Regions from separate parts of the Homo sapiens genome. Here all the other regions are linked to region 2. Evidence: chromatin loops called from intact Hi-C (ENCODE). Cell type or tissue: CD4-positive, alpha-beta T cell. All regions are shown on one strand.

The links. Hi-C counts contacts between places; a loop is a spot of excess contacts. Peaks named below come from ENCODE experiments on the same cell type or tissue, not always from the same donor. Only the 100,000 strongest peaks of a DNase experiment are listed, where the experiment ranks them.
Region 1: it touches region 2 in a loop (2.2-fold over the local background); 5 of 110 quality-filtered maps call a loop at or near these places.
Region 3: a loop joins it to region 2, with 14 times the contacts of the local background. A loop is called at or near these places in 15 of 110 quality-filtered maps.

The regions. Positions count from the first base shown.
Region 1 is chr20:34,264,895-34,272,894 of GRCh38, forward strand. ASIP (agouti signaling protein) reads left to right here. Exons shown (of 4, transcript NM_001672.3): 4 at 4,097-4,450. The coding sequence ends at 4,273. It also overlaps a transcript of AHCY not described here. Among named protein-coding and RNA genes, the nearest start is that of ASIP, 27 kb to the left of the region's middle. In CD4-positive, alpha-beta T cell, no CTCF peak of the experiment used is centred here; a DNase peak (open chromatin) is centred at 4,197; H3K4me3 peaks cover 755 bases; H3K27me3 peaks cover 412 bases.
Region 2 is chr20:34,186,228-34,194,227 of GRCh38, forward strand. It overlaps a transcript of ASIP not described here. Among named protein-coding and RNA genes, the nearest start is that of ASIP, 51 kb to the right of the region's middle. In CD4-positive, alpha-beta T cell, no CTCF peak of the experiment used is centred here; a DNase peak (open chromatin) is centred at 4,554; H3K27me3 peaks cover 239 bases.
Region 3 is chr20:34,765,844-34,773,843 of GRCh38, forward strand. NCOA6 (nuclear receptor coactivator 6) reads right to left here. Exons shown (of 15, transcript NM_014071.5): 5 at 2,621-2,743. Among named protein-coding and RNA genes, the nearest start is that of NCOA6, 56 kb to the right of the region's middle. In CD4-positive, alpha-beta T cell, CTCF peaks have their summits at 3,993 (motif pointing left) and 4,196; a DNase peak (open chromatin) is centred at 4,048.

The DNA.
Region 1 (8,000 bases), 79 kb after region 2:
AAGTGATCCTCCTGCCTCAGCCCCACAAGCAGCTAGGACTACGGGTGTGCACCACCATGCCTGGCAGATTTTTGTATTTTCAGTAGAGATGAGGTTTTGCGGTGTTGCCCGGGCTGGTCTCAAACTCCTGAGTTCAGGCAATCCGCTGCTTCTGTCTCCTAAACTGCTGGGATTACCTGCATTAGCCACCATGCCCAGCCAGTTTACTTGATTATAAGAGTACAGTATATAATACATATAACATAAAAAGATGTTAATCCACAGTTTATGTTATCAGTAAGGCTTCCTTCTGGCCAACAGTAGGCTATTAGTAGTTAAGTTTTTGAGGAGTCAAAAATAATATGAGGGCCAGGCACGGTGGCTCACACCTATAATCCCAGCACTTTGGGAGGTTGAGGTTGGCAGATCACTTGAGTCCAGGAATTCAAGACCAGCCTGAGCAACATGATGAAACCTCATCTCTACAAAAAATTTAAAAAATTAACTGGGTGTGGTGGTGTGCTCCTGTAGTCCCAGATACTCAGGAGGCTGAAGTAGGAGAATCGCTTGAGCCTGGGATATCGAGGCTACAGTGACTTGTGATCATACCACTGCACTCCAGCCTGGGCAACAGAATAAGACCCTGTCTCAAAGAAAAAAAGGATTTTTGACTGTGTGTAAAGAGTTTGTGCCCCTAACCCCTGCATTGTTCAAGGGTCAACTGTATATAATTATGATAGAAAACTAGTATCACTTACCATAAATAGAAGGTAACTATAAAAATAAGTAAAGTTGGCCGGGCACAGTGGCTCACACCTGTAATCCCAGCACTTTGGGAGGCCAAGGAGGGTGGATCACCTTAGGTCAGGAATTTAAGACCAGTCTGACCAACATGGTGAAACCCCATCTCTACTAAAAATACAAAAATTAGCTGGGTATGGTGCTGCACGCCTGTAATCCCAGCTACTCAGGAGACTGAGGCAGGAGAATCACTTGAACCTGGAAGGCAGAGGTTGCAGTGAGCCAAGATCACACCACTGCACCCTAGCCTGGGCGACAGAGCAAGACTGTCTCAAAAAAAAACAAAAGCGGAGGGGGGGAAGTTAAAACATTGTTAGTAAATTCTGGGTGAATGGATGGTATTGCCTACCAAAGGCTCTAAATTTGAGGCCTAAATCTCTGTGTTAAAAGGCATAATGGCCAGGCACGGTGGCTCACGCCTATAATCCCAGCACTTTGGGAGGCTGAGGTGGGTGGACCACAAGGTCAGGAGATCAAGACCATCCTGGCTAACACGGAGAAACCCCGTCTCTACTAAAAATACAAAAATTAGCCGGAGGTGGTGGCGGGCGCCTGTAGTCCCAGCTACTTGGGAGGCTGAGGCAGGAGAATGGCGTGAACCCGGGAGGCAGAGTACAGTGAGCCGAGACCGTGCCACTACACTCCAGCCTGGGTGACAGAGCGAGACTCCGTCTCAAAAATAATATAAAATAAAACAAAAAATAAAAGGCAGATTAGGCCAGGCACGGTGGCTCATAACTGTAATCCCAGCACTTCAGGAGGCTGAGGCAGGCAGATCACCTGAGGTTAAGAGTTAGAGACCAGCCTAGCCAACATGGTGAAACCCCGTCTCTACTAAAAATACAAAAATTAGCTGGGCGTGGTGGTGCACGCCTGTAATCCCAGCTACCTGGGAGACTGAGGCAGGAGAATCACTGGAACCCGGGAGATGAAGGTTGCAGTGAGCCGAGATGGCACCACTACACTCCAGCCTGGGTGACACAGCAAGACTCCATCTCAAAAACAAACAAACAAACAAACAAAAAAGGCAGATTATAAAGTGTTAGAAAGGCACTAAGGACACGTTAGCACCAAACTGACCCTTTCAAGTTGAAAAAGATTGAAAAAAGAATCCTTTTTTATTGTATAATTCAGGATCATTTAACATTCACGTACCACCTAAAATCATACCACCATTAACACAGGTTCCCACTTTGGGAAATACTGGACTGAGGCATTGCTGAAATGCACACCTTATTCCTGTCTTAGTGTGCCTCAGTTTATCATATCAACTGTAACCAAAGCAAGGAGCACTGGATTAGGTATTAGGAGGTAGGATCTGGCACTGTGTGATCTTGAAAGTCCCTGCTCTTTTCTAGGCCTATTTTGTTGGCTGTAAAGTGAACAAGCAAGATGAGATTATTGACAGATAAAAATATATAACTGACAAATATATTTATATGCTAAGCACTGGGAACATAGCAGTGAATAAGAAAGATATATCTTATCCTTGGTCTCATGGAGTTTACATTCTTGTGGAGAAAACAGGTGAACAGCAAGTAAATCAATAAATAGGTAAATAAATTCAGATGTTAAAGAGTGCAAAGAAATTACAGCACGGTAATGAGACTGAAGGGAAGAGTGGTCTGGGAAGGCCTCTGTAAGGAAGTAGCATTTAAATAGAGTGAAAAACTCAGTAACCTAGAGCAGCAGCGTCCAATAGAAATACAATGTGAGGCCAGGCGCGGTGGCTCACATCTGTAATCTCAGCACTTTGGGAGGGCGACAAGAGTGAAACTGGCTCTCAAAAAAAAAAAAAAAAAAAAAAAAGAACTGTGATGTGAGCTACATAATTTTAAATTTGCTTATGGCCACTTTATTTATTTATTTTTTTTGAGACAGAGTTTTGCTCTTGTTGCCCAGGCTGGAGTGCAATGGCGCAATCTCCACTCACAGCAACCTCCACCTCCCCGGTTCAAACAATTCTCCTGCCTCAGCCTCCCGGGAGTAGCTGGGATTACAGATGTGCCACCATGCTGGGCTAATTTTTGTATTTTTAGTAGAGACGGGTTTCTCCATGTCGGTCGGGCTGGTCCCAAACTCCCGACCTCAGGTGATCCGCCTGCCTAGGCCTCCCAAAGTGCTGGGATTACAGGCATGAGCCACCACACCCAGTTGATAACCATATTTAAAAAAAAAAAAGGTGCAATTAATTGTAATATTTTATTTAACCTAGTGTATTCAAAATGTTAACATTTCAATATGTGATTAATTTAAAAAGTTATTGAAATAATTTATTTTTGTTGTGCTAAATCTTTGAAATCTGGTGCATAGTTTACAGCACATCTCATTCCAATGCTCAGTTTTGACAAGCATAAAATGTAGTTCTAACTAAAAAGTTGTGTTTAAGAGGAAGAATATTTTTATATTGCTTCAGTTTTACATTTTAAATTTAAATTAATTAAAATTAAATTTGAAAATTCAGTTTCTAGGTTGCACTAGACACATTTCACGTACTCAGTAGCCACAGATGACCAGTGGCTACCTGTATCGAAGGTACAAAAACCAGTGGCTATTTCCTTCCCAGGAAAAGAAGCAGCAAGCTGTGGCAGCAGTGTCCAAGACAGCTCCTGCTGGGTTCCTGCAGCAGGAACTCACCTGCTGCGTTCGGTGCACAGCGGGGCAGCGAAGTTAACAGGGGTCGGAGAGGCAAGCAAGGGCCAAATCTCAAAGGCCAAAAGAAAGTTCATGTTTCATTTTAAGTTCAAAGAGAAACCACTTAGGCCGGGCGCGGTGGCTCACGCCTGTAATGTAAACCCAGCACTTTGGGAGGCCGAGGCAGGCAGATCACTTTAGCTCAAGAGTTTGAGACCAACCTGGACAATAAGTGAGACCCCGTCTATAAAAACATAGAAAATAAAATAAAAATAAATTTAGCCAAGCGTGGTGGTGCGCACATGTGGTCCCAGCTACTTGGGAGGTTGAAGTGGCAGAATCGCCTGAGCCCGAGATCGAGATTGCAGTGAGCCGAGATCGCGCCACTGCAGTCCAGCCTGGCTGACAGAGTGAAACCCTGTCTAAAAAAAAAACAAAAAACAAACAAACAAAAAAAACACAAACTAGGGAGAAGACGACCAGGGCCAGGCAAGAGCCAGGTAAGTCTGGATGGGGATGGAGGTGAGGGAATCTGACTGGGGGAGCGGGCGGTGGGCGGTGGGCAAGCCAGCGGGGAAACCTCTGGTCCGGGATCTCCCTAGCCCGAGGAGCTCCCAGGCAGAGGTGAGGACCGGAGGGGTGGGCGTGGCCGGCTCATAAAGCCCCGGCGTTTCCCACGCAGAAGGAGGCTTCGATGAAGAAAGTGGTGCGGCCCCGGACCCCCCTATCTGCGCCCTGCGTGGCCACCCGCAACAGCTGCAAGCCGCCGGCACCCGCCTGCTGCGACCCGTGCGCCTCCTGCCAGTGCCGCTTCTTCCGCAGCGCCTGCTCCTGCCGCGTGCTCAGCCTCAACTGCTGAGCGCCCCCACTCCCGGCCGCGAGCAGGCAGGGCTTCGGGGACGCGGGGCGCTTCTCGGGCGGGTGATCCCTAACAGGGCGGCTTCCCAGGGCTGCAGGCGGGCGGAGGTTCCAGGAGATGGGACTTCAGGGAGACCTGGCTTGGGCTAAAATCGAAATACAATATATATAGGCTGCTCGAAGGTGTGCGGCTGTTTCTGTAAAGGTCCCGAAAGTTCTCGGTCCCTTCGCCACGGAGTCCCGCGCTGCTCTCCCGGGGCTCAGGAAACCCGGGCGTCCCAGCCTCACAGCTGCACTCCCAGTCACCGCTGCTGCCGACCTGGGGGTTAGGAACGAGGCTATCCCCTGCCTTTAAACCTGGGAACACCCGAGGCTGCCTCCAAAACCAGGAAATTCAGACCAGCCAGGAAGAAAGGAACAGCCTTTCAGTCTCACACATTTCCTCCTAGGTGCTCCCCTCTCCCCAGGGGAAAAAAAAAACGGAAAGAAAGAAAGAGGCCAAGCGCGGTGGCTCACGCCTGTAATCCCAGCACTTTGGGAGGCCGAGGCGGGCGGATCTCCTGAGGTCTGGAGATCGAGACCATCCTGACCAATATGGAGAAACCCCGTCTCTACAAAAAATATAAAATTATTTGGGTGTGGTGGCGCATGCGGTAAATCTCAGCTACTTGGGAGGCTGAGGCAGGAGAATCGCTTGAACCCGGGAGGCGGAGGTTGCAGTGAGCTGAGATCACGCCGTTGCACTCCAGCCTGGGCAACAAGAGCGAGAAACTCTGTCTTAAAAAAAAAAAAAAAAAAAAAAAAAAAAAAAAACAAGAAAAAAGAAAGAAATCCGAGGCTGGACGATCACTTGAGGCCAGAAGTTCAAGACCAGCCTGGGCTACATAGTGAGAGACTCCCCGCCACCCCACCGGTCTGTACAAAAAGTTTTAAAAATTAGCCGGGTGTGGTGGCATGCACCGGTAGTCCCAGCTACTCAGGCAGCTAAGTCAGGAGAATCACTTGAGCCCTGGAGTTGGAGGCTGCAGTGAGCTATGATCACACCACTGCACTCCAGGCTTGGCCACAGAGTGAAACTCTGGTTAAAAAAAAAAAAAAGGAAATAATCATTCCTGTTCTTGTTATAAATCCAAGGTAGTGTCCTGTTCCCTCTCTGTTCCTTAACACAAGAAACAAACACACACACCCCCACACAGGAAAGCTGCCAGATGCTTGTTTTGTTTTCTGTTATTTAGGTTGCAGTCCTACAGGGCAAGAACCTTTTGTTCCTTGTACCACAGTTGCTGCTGAGTAAATGTCATATTGGGAAGATACCGCAGTCACTCCTCGTGTTTTCCAGACACTGTTCACCAAGCAGGCACCATTTGGCCCCCAGGGGTGAGGCCAGGATGCAAAGCTAAAGACTCAGTCGATTAGTAACAAAGCCACTTGGCTGCTGGGTCCAGACAACCACATGGAAGACCAACCCATTCATTCATTCATTCAGCAAATGTGTATTGAGCACCTAGTGTGTGCCAGGTGCTGTGGACATAGTGGTGAAGAAGTCCAATATGGATCCTCTCCTTACAGAGCTTATGGGCCAGTGACCCATGGCCATTGTCTCTTGTTAGAGGTTAGAACCGTTGTTAGCATATGTGGTCTATTCCCTCAGACTATCAGTTTTGGTTTTTCTTTAGAGATGGGGTCTTGCTATGTTGCTCAAGCTGGTCTCAAACTCCTGGCCTCAAGCAATCCTCCTGCCTCAACCTCCCAAAGTGCTGAGATTACAGACATGAGCCACTGGGCCCAGCCAGTTCTTGCTTTTGTTTGTTTGTTTGTTTGTTTTGAGAAAGAGTCTCACTCTGTCACTCAGGTGGGAGTGCAGTGGTGCAATCTTGCCTCACTGGAGCCTCCAACTCCCAGGCTCAAGCTATCCCCCAACCTCAGCCTCCCAAGTAGCTAATTTTTGTATTTTTAGTAGAGACAGGGTTTCGCCATGATGGCCAGGCTGGTCTCAAACTCCTGGCTTCAAGTGAACCACCCGCCTCAGCCTCCCAAAGTGCTGGGATTACAGGTATGAGCCACCACGCCCCACCTCCTTCTCCTTTTCAGAATTCCTCCTCAAGCCTAAAGTGCTAAGAGCATGGTCCTGGGCCTCTCAAAACTCTGCTGGTCTAATGACCAGAACTGAAACTCACATTTGTGACTCAGAGTTATGGTTTGATTGTTGTGAGAATCTGGGACCGCCGTCTCCAACACCATTATTCATTCTATTTCTGTCTCACACACATAGGGTGAACTTGACCTAGGAAGATTTGCCCTACCTTTGTGGCCACTGATTGATTCAGGATCATTTCTTCCTGAAGGGCATAGCCTTAAACTTGTGCCCAAAGTTCTCATAGTGTGGCGTTGAACAAGCCTTTTTTTTTTTTTTTTTTGAGACGGAGTCTTGCTCTGTCACCCAGGCTGTAGTGTAGTGGCGCAATATGGGTTCACCACAGCCTCTGCCTCCCAGGTTCAAGTGATTCTCCTGCCTCAGCCTCCCGAGTAGCTGGGATTACAGGCATGCGCCAACACACCAGCTAATTTTTGTATTTTTAGTAGAGACAGGGTTTCACCATGTTGGCCAGGCTGGTCTCAAAATCCTGACCTCAAACTATCTGCCCACCTCAGCCTCCCAAAGTTCTGGGATTACAGGCTATGAGCCACCACACCCAGCCTGAACAAGTCACTTTTGATGCTACCATTTCCACGTTTACAAAGTGAGAAGTAAATCAGTCAGAGTATTTTAGGTGCAAACAACAGAAAGAACTCTAGCTAGCTTGAGAGAAAAAAAGGTAGAGGGTTAGTCTCCTGGGGAGACTTGGGGACCTCAAAGGAAAGATTATACAACGTGCCTCCAAAAAAAAAAAAATAGCCCCTGAGGGGTGCTAGAGGAGCCAAGCGGACAATGTCTTCCAAGCAAAGCCACAGGAATGTCAGCTCCAACCTCTTCAGTCCTTGCACTGGACCATTCAAAGTAATTCCCAGGAGAGGCTGATTCACCTGATGTGGGGCCAAGAAAGGGTGGTCCACCTTGACTGACAGTCCCATTGTTCAGGAAAAAATTCTCAAACCATGTTTCCCTCTGCTTTCACACCACCACAACAGTCATCAACACACAACAGACTTGTGTGACCCCAAAATGAGAGGGGATTTCCCCCCACCAGCAGGCAAACAATCAGTTCTGCAGTGGACACCAGCTAGGTGTCCTCCAATTCAATTCCAACACTATCTACTTGGAGATGGCATCAGATCCCACAGTCTGAGGGCTCAGTCCCCAAGACTGCCCTCACTTCAGACACCAGTCAAAAGTGGAGCCTCTAGAACTTTTGACAACTGGCTTTAAGTTGGGGTTTCCACAACCCTCTTTGGGCTCAATTAATTTGTTGGAGAGGCTCACAGAACACAGGGAAGCAAGGCCAGGTGCAGTAGCTCACACCTGTAATCCCAGCACTTTGGGAAGCCAAGGTGGGAGGATCGTTTAAGTCCAGGAGTTCAAGACCAGCTTGGTCAACAGAGTGAGACCCCATCTCTATAAATAATAAAATTAGCCAGGCATGGTGGCACAAGCCTCTAGTCCCAGCTACTCAAGAGGCTGAGGCAGGAGGATCGCTTGAGCCCAGGAGGTCGAGGCTGCAGTGATTCATGATCACACCACTGCATTCCAGGCTGTGTCTCAAAAATTAAAAAACCAAAAAGAATTCAGG
Region 2 (8,000 bases):
GATTAGAAATGTGATAGCTCAGGTGCCATAAGCAAAAGAACTCACACCAAGGAAACCCTTGCTGAGTTGTCAGCACCCTGGGTGGTAGGAGTCCTGAGAGACAGAAGGTCATGGAGCAGGAAAATATAGAGTCCTCTTAGACATGAAAGCACTGAAGATCTGGGAAGCCAGGCAGAGTGGTCAGAGGGATCGCCCCACAGCTGGAAGTCATTAATAGTCCGGGGTTGCATAAAAAGCAATGTGAAGGGAGTGAACAGCTTTGGTCAGGCTACCAAAGTCGCTGGTAGCCTGGACCCTGAGTTCACCGATCCTTCCTACTCAGTAATATCTACAGGTAAGTCCAAAGGGAAATTGCTTTGGGAATCTGACAATTTAACTCTGCTCTGCTGATACAAGGATGTCATCACCAAAGCTGGAAAGAAAATGGGCCACTGATGGTGACATGATTTAATAATGAGGCCAGTTCTCATTTTTCTATTGGGAGCTTGGTAAGAATTCTCTAGACAGTAGACAATCCACAATTCACTTATATTTGACTTTGGAATTTGGGGTAGCTTTGGCAGCAGTAGGTTGTTTTTGTTTTGTTTTGTTTTGTTTTTGTTTTTGAGATGGAGTCTCGCTCTGTTGCCAGGCTGGAGTGCAGTGGTGCGATCTTGGCTCACTGCAACCTTCACCTCCTGGGTTCAAGCGATTCTCCTGCCTCAGCCTCCTGAGTAGCTGGGACTACAGGTGCGTGCCACCACACCTGGTGGCACCTAGTATTTTTACTAGAGACGGGGTTTCACCGTGTTACCCAGGATGGTCTCGATCTCCTGACCTCATGATCCGAAGCAGTAGGATTTAACTTCCTGATTATGTTTAACTTGGGTTGAAAACTGAAATAATTAGTAGTCTTTGGGAATGCCCTGATTGATCAATGAGGCACAAAGGAGAACCAATCAATCAGTCACTTAGAACTTGCCATCAGTGATCCACAAAGGGGTGTGAGAGTCATAAATAAATAATTCTGGTGGTAGTCCTAAATTGGTTCTTTTTTTTGTATTTGGTCATAGCACTAAACTAGGCTGGGAAGAAAGATTCTCGGGGCAGAATTCTGAAATCTTTGCCTTAGCTGTGTAACTGTTCAGAGAGGAATTTCTTTTCAACTTGTCTTTTCCTTTGGCCTCTAAAGTTCTTCTCAGAGAAAAAATCAATCCCCTGCTCCAGGCTAGGGCCAAGTGTGTAAGGTTTGTCAGTTTAATCTCTGTCCACAAGCCTAATCACTTTAAGCTGGCCTGTCCTGGGGCTGAGAATCTACTGACGGTGTTTTCGTCTTTCTCTTAGGAGGATCGTGAATTTCCTAAACTGTCTTTGAGAGACTCAGATATTTTATTTTATAAATGGCAGTGACAGATGTTATGTATCCATTGCTAATGTTATCTGTACAAAATCAAGAAGATATATTACAGTGGATACAAACCTAGAGTGCCTTTTGGATATGGCAGGTGAGGAGTGTTCCTTGATGGTTTGTTTTCAGTTCAGTGCAAGACACTCCTGAAGCACATCACTTACTATAAATGACCTTTAAGAGGAAAAGATACTTTGGAGTTACTCTATCACTTGAAAATGGGGCAGGACCATTACAAGAGTAAATATAGTTATTTATGAAAAGCCAGATCTCCAAGTCCAAAAGGAGAGAAATAACTATTATTCATATAGTTCAGTCCTTAGAACCAATTCTCCTCTGCTGTGTATGGCATTTCCACATCTTGTTTAGACTTCAGGCTGAGCCTGTAATTGTTTGGCTGTGGGAAATGAGGGAGTGTATTTCAGAAAACCCATCTTCCCCTCGCACTTCCAGGGTCCTATTCAGATCGACTTGTTCTGCTACCATTTTACCCATACCCAGCATCCCGATATTTATTGAGCATATTTATGTGTGCCATTCTATCCTAGTTCCCAAAGGGGATACAAAAACGAAATTATACGCAAGATGGTAGAGCATTTACACAAAATCGTAAAGGAGGTGAAGTTGGCCAGTTTAGTTTTTTCAGTTTACTTGGGGAACTCATTAGCCTGCTTTCAGCCCTTTTGTCTCCGAAAGCTTAGAACATGTACTGCTGGTGGTATGTGAGATGGTTTAAGTTAAACAGAAGATGACTTTAGGCGGTAGATGGACAAGCATAAGATTATCACATCATGGAAAAGTAATTTCCTTTTTAATTTGCTTTCAAGCCTGGATTCATCTAGAAGAAAGTCTCAGTGGGGGTTGATGTGTCATTAACATATTCCAAAACTTATTCCCTTTTAACATATTCCTTTTTAATCAAGAAAATAGACCTCAGAACTGGAGTGCTCTCCTGGTAACAGTAGTTATTTAGAATTTATTGACATTGTATTATTAATTTTTTCTAGGATTATATTCTGTTTATGAAAAATGACAGTAACATGCTATAAATTTTCCAATTTACACGAATGTATTTAAGCTTTGAAAAAGTTATTAGTTGATTTAAAGAAAAATATTGAGTAAATAATAATATAGCTGGGTTGGAGATATGGTTGAAATCCTGACATTGCTATTCAAATGACTGAAGTTTGGGAGACACTTCTTTCCCCCACCCGGAGCCCAAACAAAATTACTATTTGTGACCCATTCCTGCCCTCTGCTTTACCTAAACCAATTCAGGATCATGATAATGACCAATAATATAATAAGAACCATACTTCTCCCTATAAGCATTATGATAGGGCTCTGAGATCTTTAACCTAAAGAGTCATTTTAATGGTAGAAATTTCTAAAAAGACAGGATAATATATTTGTAGTAGATGAAACTGTCACAATAATGACACTATCGAGTGCTGTCATTTAGACTTTTTGAGTATTCTCTAATTCTCACAACGACCGTGAGGCATTTTTCAGATGAGAAAACTGAGGTTCAGGGAGGTTAAACAAAACCTCAAGCAATAAGGAGCAGAGCCACGGTCTGGTGCCTAGAACTTCTGGCCATGTGGGTAGCTTAACTGCTCCCCCTAAGGTTTGTTTTCTTTTTTTTGAGATGGAGTTTTGCTCTTGTTGCCCAGGCTGGAGTGCAGTGGCGTGATCTCGGCTCACCGCAACCTCTACCTCCCGGGTTCAAGTGATTCTCCTGCCTCAGCCTCCTGAGTAGCTGGGATTATAGGCATGCACCACCACGCCCGGCTAATTTTGTATTTTTAGTAGAGACGGGGTTTCTCCATGTTGGTCAGGCTGGTCTCAAACTCCCAACCTCATGTGATCCGCCCACCTCGGCCACCCAAAGTGCTGGGATTACAGGCATGAGCCACCACACCTGGCCCTGCTCCCCCTAAGTATTAGGCAAACCCTGGAGAAGCCACACGGATGAACAGCCTGAGGAACTCAAGGGAGCATGTGAATAGGTGCACAATAACACATTATAACACAGGGAAACTCTGAAATACTATGGGAGGAAGTACGTTCAGAGTAGGTGAGACCAACTGAAGGAAGTGGGGACTCTACCAAAGGAGTCACCTCATTGCATTTATCTCTGCCTTGCATTCTACCCCTCTGCCTTACAGACCTCCTTGTAGGGCCAGGTCAGGCTTCATGTCTCCCACCAACCCCAGTCACTCAGAAAGGAGCAAGTACTCTGGTTGCCATATTTCTGTCTCTGGAAAGGATGCCTGTCTTCCCAGTTGGGAAGACCATTCCTCAGCTCGGTCCGGTGGACTGCTGCCTGTAGGACATGCAGAGGCAGGCAGGCTGCATCTGCTTCTGGAGATAAGCTCCCGCTGCAGAGCTTTTGTCAGGTTGGCCACTGTCCCGCAACAGCCTTTCTAACCCAGCGCCATGGACCAGCTATGCTCTTCACCAATAGCCTAGGCAAGAGCTTCAAGTGCTCTTAGGAGTCATTCCGTGTGATGCTAACCTGGGGCTTCAAGCCTACCATTGGGAATCACTATCCCTTGTGACACTGTGTCCAGGCCCCACCTCCTGCCTGTCCGATAGATTGGATTTCTTGCAGTGTTGGCATCATCCCAGTCACACCTCGTTTTACCAGGTATTTTATAGAACCTCCCAGATGAGAATTAAGATAATGAGTATGAAAGATAATGAGTATGATAATGAGTTGAGAAATTCCAAAGCCCCAGAAAAATACATAAGATGATATCACCAAACCTTTCCGCCCACTCTAGAGTGTAGTCCTTGGAACTCAGCCCTTGTCACTATTCCCATTTTCCCTGGGTGATCTCATCTGTTCCCCTGGTTTTAATTACTACGTATATGATAATAACACTCCTATCTGCATGTCTAGTTTAGATCTCTCTCCTGACCTTTAGATTTTTATTTTGACAGATTCCTAGATATCTATATTTCAGTGTATTCCACAGATACTTCAGAGTAAACAGAACTCACCCCCTTCCTCACTAAGGCTTCCTCTTCCTTCGGAATTCTGTATCTCATCAAGGTTTCTGATGAGTCTCCAAAGAGCTCCAGCCGGAAGAAACACACACATCCCATGCAGTCTTTTCTCCATACCAAGTGCAGAGCTGAGCTCTGGTGTGGCCACCGGGAGGCAGTGCAGACTTGAGGATGTGTTTCGCAGCAAGGCTTCAGGAGCCCCAATCCTGAGCAATCCCAGTCCTGCATGCAACTTCTGCCCAGCTTCCTTTCCTCTCTTTTTCAGGGAATGTCTTTGTCTGAGTCCACCATTGACTCAGGCTCCTATTGAATTGGTAAGGGAGGGACTGGAATGGGGCCCAAGTGCAAAGCTCCTTCACAGAGCAGCATGCACCCCCATATGCACATATCCTGGAACACTGCCTGCCTTCAGCTCCTGAGAGGCACAGTTCAACAAATCAAGCTGGAGGCTTCTTTGAGCCAGGAAACCTAAAAGACTTTAAAGGAAAGTGTGGAGCCTGGTGTTAAACAGGTATTACTTTGTTCCCTGACATACAGGTGGTGGAAATGTCACATTTCTTTAATTTTCTAAATTAAATACCCTTGGCTTCCATCCAACAATGAGTAGCAAATCCAATCTTGGTCCTTTATCAGGAGCTTACACATACTGGGGGGAAGATGTCTCTTAGATGAGGGTGCCTGTCACCCCTGGCGCTCTTTGCCCAAAACAATTCTACGACCCTTTCTCCAGGTTTCTCTATGGCATGAAGACCTCTGCTGAGGCTCGGGATCAGCAGTGCCTTTGCTTACCTCCCTGAGCACACTGTCATCCCCATTGAAGGCCCTCTGGTCCCAGCGGTCTGTGGGAGGCCTGGAGCAGGACCTGGCCACAAAAGGAGGCTGCAGTGCTCCTCAGCACCATGCCTCAAAGCCAGGCTCAGGAAATTCTCCTCTGCCCTCTTCTAATTCTACAAATCCTTCCTCCTCTCAGACAAAACAGTTTTATTGCCTCTAAGACTGGGTTAATTTTTTAAAACAAAAGCTTGTTGATTTCTTTCTTCGCTTTATTTCCTTCCCTCCCTTCCTTCCCTCCCTCTTTCTTTCCTTCCTTCCTCTCTCTCTCTCTTTTTTTTTTTTTTTTTTGACAGAGTTTCACTCTTGCTATCCAGGCTGGAGAGCAATGGCACAATCTCAGCTCACTGCAACCTCTGCCTCCCAGGTTCAAACGATTCTCCTGCTTCAGCCTCCTGAGTAGCTGGGATTACAGGTGCCCACCACCATGCCCAGCTAATTTTTTCTATTTTTAATAGAGACGGGGTTTCACCATGTTGGCCAGGCTGGTCTCAAATCCCTGACCTCAGGTAATCCACCTGCCTCGGCCTCCCAGAGTGTTGGGATTACAGGCGTGAGCCACTGTGCCTGGCCTGATTTCTTTCTTTTTTTTTCTTTTTTGGAGATGGAGTTTCGCTCTTGTTGCCCATGGTGCAATGGCCCGATCTCGGCTCACCACAACCTCTGCCTCCCAGATTCAAGTGATTCTTCTGCCTCAGCCTCCCAAGTTGCTGGGATTACAGGCATGAGCCACCAAGCCCAGGTAATTTTGTATTTTTAGTAGAGACGGAGTTTCTCCATGTTGGCTGGTCTCAAGCCCCCGACCTTAGGTGATCCACCCACCTTGGCCTCCCAAAGTGCTGGGATTACAGGCATGAGCCACTGCTCCTGGCCTCTTTCTTTTTTGAAACAGCGTCTCGCTCTCTTGCCGAAGCTGGAGTGCAGTGGTGTGATCATAGCTCACTCCTAGGCTCAAGTGCTCCTCCTGCCTCAACCTCCTGAGATTATAGACATGAGCCACCACACGCAGCTCAATTTCTTTTCTTTGTTTCTTTCTCTTTTTCCTTTCCTTTTTTTTCTTCTTCTTTTTTTTTTTTTCCTGAGATGAGAGAAAGCCTGATCTCCAGAACAAAAAGCCCTGGTTACCCTTTGGGATTGGGAGTGTGGAGGAAGATAGGAATGGTCTATTCTTTTGTGAAGAACAGAAATGGCAGACACTACAGAAAATCAGTCAATTTCTCAACCAGGTTACCCTCCCTGCACTAAAGTGGTGCTTACCTCATACCTTGTTGCCAAAGTTTGGGGCCTGCCTCAGATTGGTGATGCATCAGATTGGAAGTAAGCAGCAAACTTGGATCCCCCAAGCTTTAAAACATTTAAAAAAATTTTATGGATACATAATAGTTGCACATTTTATAAGGTGCATGTGATATTTTCATACATGCATAAAATATATAATGATCAACTCAGGATAATTGGGATATCCATCACCTCAAGCGTTTATCATTGTGTTAGGAATACTCCAACTCTACGCTTTTATTTTGAAATATGTAATAAATTATTGTTAACTATAGTTGCCCTTTTGTGCTACCCAACACTAGATCTTATTCCTTGTATCTAACTGTATTTTTGTACCCATTAACCAACCCCTCTCTTTATCTATCTGTATAGTCGACAACTTCCAGCTTCTCCAGAAGTGGCAAATAACTTTCCAACTGGGTATCCACACAGAAATATGTGAGCATGCTTACATGGCATGTGCTGCCCCACCTCCCCCTGTGAGGAGCTTGGTTACAGCTACAGCATTTCTACAACCTCTTTAAACCAACTTTGTAGTATCCGGCAGCAAAGTATCATTCCCTGACATTCGAGTCATTGAGTCTCTGAAGACTTGGAAAAGGGATAATAAGCCAAATCATTCAGGAACCAGGGGGTCCCAGAGAGGTATGTAATAAATTTCATCCAGATGTTGGAATTGGCCTTTTTTTCTTCCATCTTTTTTTTTTTCCAGTTACATTAAAAACCAAACACATTGTTGTTATCTTATCAAGCAAGGTGGGAAGAACATTTTTTCCTTTATTTCTAGGTAAGCCTGCACAAAGGATTGAAAGGGCTAACAGCATATGGGTAATACAGGATCTGCATTATTGGACATCTGAATTATTGGAGAGTACTTTGTACATGACAGAATTATCCAGATAGGTAAATGGTGTTGCAAACACTTCACCAAAATCCAACTAGAGACCTCTAAGTTCATTTTAATGTACAGCTTCCAAACTGTTTATCTGCAGTGTAGGCAGCCCAGTCTGTTTTAAAATCCTTCTAGGAAACTATGGCCGTGCAAATCAGTCCAACAAATAGCCAAATGTGCATGTTACTCTGTTAGAAAGGGAAAAGTAGATGCAGGCATAAGTGCAAATTTTTATCTCATGGCATCCGAGGAACCTAAATGTCTGGACAGCTTTGTTGTGCCATGTGGCTGACAACCAGGTTATTAGATAACTCACAAAACTCTTCTCCAGCAGCCCAGAGTTTCCTGAGGTTACCTCTTCCCATGGGACTAGAATGAAGAAAAAAGAAAAACAGATATCCCCAAGCTGCAGCCACATTTAATGTCCCCTTTACCCCACAATTGAACTCCTGCTCCCTGGAGGAAAACCCTAAATAAATATACCAGTGGCAGCAGAGAGGGATTATTTTTGATAGTGGCTGCTCCTGACTCCAAGCTGTGGGCACTGAACTAGAAAGCAGTGCTGAGAGAGAGAACCAGGAATAAATGACACTGGGAAAT
Region 3 (8,000 bases), 580 kb after region 2:
CTATAAGGCTATGAAAAAAAACAGGCTATGGATTTAGTTTTAGTTGCAAAAGACTCTTGCTTATTAGCTAACTTTCTGTTGCCCATGCTAAGAGAAGAAAGCAGTACTAAGAATAATTGAAAAACCAACTGTTGTAGATACACAGTTCTAAAGTTACTTATTATTGTTTTAGAGGGGATTTAAGGTCTCTTTCCCTAGAAAAATTTAGCTGTTCAGTTTAACCTAATATTAAACTTTGTTTGCATCCTTCAAGTCTCAATAGACAACAGAGAAAAGCAATCCTAAAATATGCTTGGCAGTAAAGAGAGATATCTTGGGGGTTAAGATGTTACTGTTACTACAGGTCATTACTAATTGATTATTCCTGAAACTTTATACTATATACATTATCACAATCTGAGTCCTTCATTAAATACCAATCTAATCTGATTTCAACCTAAAGCTTCTCAGTTTCCTAGGTTGATAATCAACTATAGCACTATAATTGGCTGGGTACGGTGGCTCAGTTCATGCCTGTAATCCCAGCACTTTGGGAGGCTGAGGTGGGCAGATCACTTGAGCCCAGGAGTTCAACCAGCCTGGTCAACATGGCAAAACCCTGTCTCTACAAAAAACAATACAAAACAAAACAAAAATAAGCCGGGTGTGGTAGTGCACGCCTGTAGTCCCAGCTACTGCAGGGCTGAGACAGGAGGAACACTTGACCCTGTCTCAAAAAAAAAGCACTATAATTTACATGCACTTCTTAGAGATACTTAGTAAACATGCTTGCTATTTGCCAGATACTAGCCCAAGAGAGCTTTTAATTAGGGTACTAATAACAGTTAAGTGGCGTCTTAACATTTTAAGCCTAGAAGGGATCTCTAGCATTGTTTCCAGAACATAAAGATGTTTATAGGCAACTAGAGTCAGTACATATTAAGTCCTTTGGCCAGGAGTTGAGATTAGAACCCAGATTTCCTGATGCTCATCCCAGGTTTATTCATTCTTTCATTAACTATATCTAACTTGGCTAGGCTTTTCCCACTCTGCTTCTGGCCCATGTCCTTCCAGTAGTGGCAACAGTGTCATCTATCATTTCTCATAAAGCTACCTTAACACCAAATGCTCAGACTTCTGTGGGGAACTACATCTATGTACACAATACCAGGCTGGATATTTTACATCTATTTTATGGTATTCCACAACAGCCCAACAGCACAGGTCCTGACATATATATTTTCCTAAGTCCTAACAAGAACTTAGGAAATGTTTGCTACACTGCTCAGGGCTCTTCTACCTTCAAGCATGAGCTCAAAAGATGGTAGGTATTATTATTTCATTTTATATGTGAAGAAAGTATTGCTTGGGGAAGTACAGTAACTAGCTTGAGGTAACCTGTAAATGGTAGTACCAGAATGAAAACCTAGTTCCAATTCTATGATCAGTTCATTAGCTACAGTTCAGAATAGCATTTTTTTTGTTTTGTTTTGAGATAGAGTCTCACTCTGTTGCCCAGGCTGGAGTGCAGGGTGCGATCTCGGCTCACTGCAACCTCCACCTCCCAGGTTCAACTGGTTCTCCTGCCTCAGCTTCTCAAGTAGCTGGGATTACAGGCGCCTGCCACCACACCTAGCTAATTTTTGTATTTTTAGTAGAGATGGGGTTTCACCATCTTGGCCAGGCTGGTCTCGAACCCCTGACCTCAGGTGATCCACCTGCCTCGGCCTCCCAAAGTGCTGAGACTACAGGCATGACCAATCGTGCCCGGCCAAGACTAGCATCTTATAAATTGAGCTCCTCTATACTGCTGCATTTCTCCAACAGCTACTCTGGTAGAGTGGGAGGGGAATGACTGGGTAAGCAGGTTCTTACTCTGCTTCAACCACAGCAGCTGTGCTTTTCTGTTTTATTTGAATAAAGGGTCCTGAAGCTGAAAAAATTGGAAAGCCACTAGTGCAGTGAAAAAAGCACTGAACTGGGAGTTAGAAGATCTGTGATACTAGTTTATCGCTCCTTGACCCTGGGCAAATCACTTCCTTTATGTGAGTTCCACAGCTTCCTCTGCTTTAAATGACAGCCAACTCAATTCTAATATTCTGAGATTCAATCTCAGAATATTGAGTTCAATCTCTGAAGAAGAAATTTCAGGATTACTAGAAAAGGAAGCAATTTATAACTCTCAAATTCTAAATACATAAAAACACATATTCTCTCAGATACATCTTCAGATTCCACATAAGCACACAAGAACTCAATTCACAGATATTCTCTGCCTCAGAGAAAGTGGGAGTTGGAAAGCTACATTCTCCATTGTACTATTAAAATAATGAGGGTAGAAAATGTCTCACTTATTTCTATTTCCAACAGCACAGGTCATGTCACACAACAGGAAGTCAATAAATGTTTGCTGCATGGCTCAGTGTTCATCAACCTTTAAGCACGAGACCAAAAGATTGCAAAGATGCTTCATGCTGTGACCTCTAGCCTCCGGGAAGGACTCATGTCTAGCTTTCCTGATTCAGCAAATAGAGATGTTAAGTATGCCATGAACCCCCACCTATCTTGCAGGGCTCAAATGATCAAATAAGCCAAAAAAGGAAACTAGTAAAATGTCATACAATTGAGTGGGAGGTCTTACCTGGACCACTTGCCATAGGAAATCCCGCCTCCATCCTAACTGAATTTCCAGCTCCCATGGGTCCATTCATTCTCACATCTTGGCTTCGGTTCTGAGCCAAAGCCAGGTTAATAGCACCTTCCCCTGAAAATGAGTCAAGTGATAAAAAGGAAATCATTAGAATAAAATGCAAATTTTGTTTATAGACAGCTATATAAGTGCTTTAGTTTTCTGTGCTTTTGAAGAATTATGGTTAGTTTACCACCAGAAAAATGGTGGGTTCAATGTAGATGGGTCTTTCTTCAACCCATCTAAGCAGGTTTCATGAAGCACAAGGAGATATAACCAATTCTTACTTGTAATAGGGAAGCAGGGTGACCATGAATGATGCTTAGTATCAACAGAGATCCTGGAACTCTGAATATTTATTTTCAACCATCTTACCAATTGTGTGTGTGTGTGGGGTGTGTGTGTGTGTAATGGAAGAAAATGTTCTCAAAAACTCTCAAAATCCTAGACTTCCTTTTGGTAATTTATGATCAGAAGGTAGACACTAAATATAAGTAGGTTTAAAGAAGAAAGAACCTATACTGGTGTGGGGACACTAACACTTGTGAACAAAATACCAATTCCATTCAATAACTGCAATATAAACATATTTCCAGCAGGAAAAAAATCATGCAATGAAGAGGAGATAGGTTGCTACAAATCTACTTTCTGAGACACCTAATGACAGGACCAATACTTTTATAGGTTTTTGTTTTCTGAGATGGGGTCTCACTTTGTCACCCAGGCTGCAGTGCAGTGGCACAGTCATATAGCTCACCACTACCTTAAATTCCTGGGCCCAAGGGGTCCTGCTGCCTCAGCCTCCTGAGTTGCTGGGACCACAGGCGCACATCACTATGTCCGGCTACGTATAGGATTTTTTTTTTTTTTGAGATGGAGTCTTGCTCTGTCACTCAGGCTAGAGTGCAGTGGTGTGATCTTGGCTCACTGCAACCTTCATCTCCTGGGTTCAAGGGATTCTCCTACCTCAGCCTTCCGAGTAGCTGGGATTACAGGCGCCCACCACCACGCCCAGCTAATTTTTGCATTTTTAGTAGAGACGGGGTTTCACCACGTTGGCCAGGCTGGTCTCGAACTCCTGACCTCACGTGATCCACCCACCTCGGCCTCCCAAAGTGCTAGGATTACAGGCGTGAGCCACGGTGCCCAGCCTGCATAGGATTTTTAATTTTACCTTATTTGAGCTTCACAGTACCCTCATAGGTAATGTTACTAGAAGTGTTCCAATTAAGTAGACTCTAAACTTAGAGGCAACTTAAATCTTACTTGGTCCAATGATAAAAACGTCTCTGAAACAAGCAACAGAATGTTTCTTGCACTTAATCCAAAATTTTGACTATTGTTATTGTAAGAGAGCACCACCTTGTGGAGAGTTAAAATATAGCTAGTCTGTGGCTGCTGAGCTGAAAGGCTGCACTCACCCAAGTCCTTCTAAACTGTAGGGTTCTGATTCACAGGGTCTGATGGTAAAACAGAAAGTTAATGAGGTATGGCAGTTTCCTCTGTTCTGTCACTGATCTAGGTCAGCCTTCCTTTTTTTTTTTTTTGAGATGGAGTCTCGCTCTGTCGCCAGGCTGAAGCGCAGTGGTGCAATCTCGGCTCACTGCCATCTCCACCTCCCAGGTTCAAGCGATTCTCCTGCCTCAGCCTCCCGAGTAGCTGGGATTACAGGCACGTGCCAATACAAGCAGCTAATTTTTGTATTTTTAGTAGAGACGGGGTTTCACCATGTTTACCAGGATGGTCTCGATCTTTTGACCTTGTGATCCGCCCAAAGTGCTGGGATTACAGGCGTGAGCCACCATGCCTGGCTAGGTCAGCTTTCTATGTCTATTTTAACCAGGGAGGTTCACTGGTCACAGGGAACAAACAGCCTACCAAAAAGGAAGCAATCACTGGGAGCTACCAGATGCTATAGCTTGCCTCTAGAAGTCAGGCGTAAAAAGAGAAACAGAATACAGGTCATGAGGGTTTCCATTAAAGGAAGGGAACTATTAATATACAAAATTTGTTAAGACATTCTAAGTAGAAAGAATATTGTTCTGGAAAAGGACATCAGTTCGTATCATTCCTTAAAAACAGTTCCATTGCTTCCCACTAGTTTAGAAATAAAGGCCAAACTTCTTTTTTTTTTTTTGAATCGGAGTGTCTCACTGTTGCCTGGGCTGCAGTGCAATGGCGCGATCTCGGATCACTGTAACGTCTGCCTCCGGGTTCAAGCGATTCTCCTACCTCAGCCTCCCGAGTAGCTGGGATTACAGGTGCTTGCCACCACGCCCGGCTAATTTTTGTATTTTTAGTAGAAACGGGGTTTCACCATGTTGGCCAGACTGGTCTCGAATTCCTGACCTCAGACAATCCGCCTGTCTTGGCCTCCCAAAGTGCTGGGATTACAGGCATGAGCCACCGTGCCAGGCCAGGCCAAACTTCTTAGCCTATACAAGGCCTTAAATTATCTACCTAGCCAAGTGTTGTTCAACAGAAATATAATATGAGCCACATATGCAATTTAAAATTTTCTAGAAGCCACAGTAAGAAACAGATGAAATTATCATTTATTTTACTTAATACATTCAATGTATTATTTCAACATGTAATTAATGTAAAAATTATTATTATTTTTTGAAACAGGGTCTCACTCTGTTGCTCAGGCTGGAGTGCAGTGGTGAGATCACAGTTCACTGCAGCATTGACCTAACTGGGCTTAAGTGATCCTTCCCACATCAGCTTCCCAAGTAGGTGGGACTACAGGAGTATGCCAACATGCCTGGCTAATTTTTTTATTTTAAATTTTAAATTTTTTGTAGAGACAGGGTATCACTATATTGCTCAGGCTGGTCTCAAACTCCTGTGCTCAAGCAATCCTCCTGGCCTCAGCCTTCCAAAGTGCTGGGATTACAGGTGTGAGCCACTCAGCCCAGCCAATGTAAGAATTATTGAGATATTTTACATTCCTTTGGGGAATACCAAATCTTCAAAATGTAATATGTATTTTATACTTACAGCGCACGTCAGTTTTAACTAGCCACATTTTCAGTGCCTAAAAGCAACATACAGTCTGTGGCTACCAATATTGGACTGCCCATATTTAGCCCTGTCTACCTCTTTAAACTCATCTCATGCTATTTTTCTCCTTCAATAGCAAGGATTCAGCCCCAGTGTTTCCTTTTAGTTTCTTAGGCACACAAGGCTGCTTCTCACCCCAAGGCCTTTGCTCATGCGGTTTCCTCTGCCTAGAACAGTTCTCTGCACTCTTCGCATAGCTAGCTTCTCAATTTTCATGTAATCTTAAGTGTCACATGCCCAAAAAGGCCTCTACCAACCATCTTATCCAAGGTTAGGTAACTTTTATCAGAACATCTTGTTATTTCTGCAGAGCACATTCCATGTAATCATTCACTCACTCGTTTTCTTGCTTGCCTCCCCCATCACTATACAGGGTTAATTACAAGTCTGTCCTTGTTCCTTCACATCTGTTGTTCCAGCATAATTAATAGCATTCTCTTTCACTTTCAGAAATGTCCTAATTTAGGCTAGGCATGGTGACTCACATTTGTTAATCCCAGCACTTTGGGAGGCCAAGGTGGGAGGATTGCTTCAGACCAGGAGTTCAAGACTAGCGACATGGTGAGACCCCGTCTCTATAAAAAATTAGTCAGGTCCGTGGTGGCACGCACCTGTGGTCCTAGCTACTCAGGAGGCTGAGATGGGAGGATTGCTTAAGCCCAGGAGGCCGGGGCTACAGTGAGTTGTGTTTGTACCACTGCCCTCCAACCTAGGCAACACAGTGAGACTTTGTCTCAAAAAAAAAAAAAAAGTGTCCTAATTTAGATGATAAATTATATGACTATCTATAATACATCATTTATACATAAAATAGTGCCTGGTACGTGGCAGATGCTCATTAGCTATTTATTAAATATAATGGTCATCTTATAACCTTATAAAGAATTATAAGCATTTTTCTATATGACAAATTACTTCCTGGAAAACCTCACATTTATCAAATCTCATACTGACAATAACAGGGTTAGGGCAAACTGAAAACCTGTGAGACTTTGTAACCAGAGCTCTAATAAAAACAATAACTGGTGGAGGCAAAATGCCAGAAAAAAATGCAGCAGAAATGCCTGGTTAAAGGTGCTGAGATAATGCACATGTAGTGGAGTTCTGAGCCAGCGGGGCTGCCATTATGGTGGGCACAGGAAGAAATGCAACCTGTCATGAACTGAGAGCCACACAAGGCTGGGGGATGCACGTCAGGAAGGCATACGAATATACACTCTCATTCTTAATTTTAATAGAGCTGAAAAGACTCCCACACATGCAACAGCTGAGTGAAAAGCTTTTTCTTGTTGATAATTATAATTCTATTTCTACTATTCCAGCTCCTCTTACCTAAGAAAAAAAATCACATATTAATAAACAGAATTTCCACACTATACTGCTATCATTCCCCTATTTACCAACTGCATATATGCTAATTTGTGTCAAAGAGAACACTACCGGCTCCCAAACTTGCCAATTAGGGGTCCACAAACTACGTCCTGTGGGCCAAATGCAGCCCACTGCATGTTTATTTAAATAAAGTGTTACTGAAATCCTGCCATGTTTACTTGTTTACATATCGCCTATGGCTGTTTTTGCCCTACAAGATGGAACTGAGTACTTGTTGAGTTGAGATCTTATGGCCTGCAAAGCCAAAAATATTTATTCTTGGCCCTTTACAGAAAAAGTTAGCAGACTACTCTTTAGATCACCATGAATTTACAGAGGGGGCACAAAATGTCCTCAAAAAAGATGTTTCCCCAATTCCCTGGCCAAAACTTAAAAAAGGAAGGGTACAGGAAGTATTTGTCAATGGAGAACGGACTGTTGGGAGAACCTGTCCCTCAAGCCTTGCAGCAGACACGATAGTGGCAACATTGCTTCATTCCTTCTTTTTTGTTGTTGTTGTTTTGAGACAAAATTTTGCTCTTGTCGCCCAGGCTGGAGTGCAGTGGCGTGATCTCGGCTCACCGCAACCTCCACCCAGGAAAATTTTGCTCGACACCCAGGCTGGAGTGCAGTGGCATGATCTCGGCTCACCGCAACCTCCACCTCCTGGGTTCAAGCAATTCTCCTGCCTTAGCCTCCCGAGTAGCTGGGACTATAGGCACGCCCCACCATGCTCGGCTAATTTTTATATTTTTAGTAGAGACGGGGTTTCACCATGTTGGCCAGGCTGGTCTCAAACTCCTCCCCTCAAGTGATCCACCCACCTTGGCCTCCCAAAGTGTTGGGATTACAGGTGTGACCCACCGTGGCTGGCCAACATTCTTCTTACAACTTA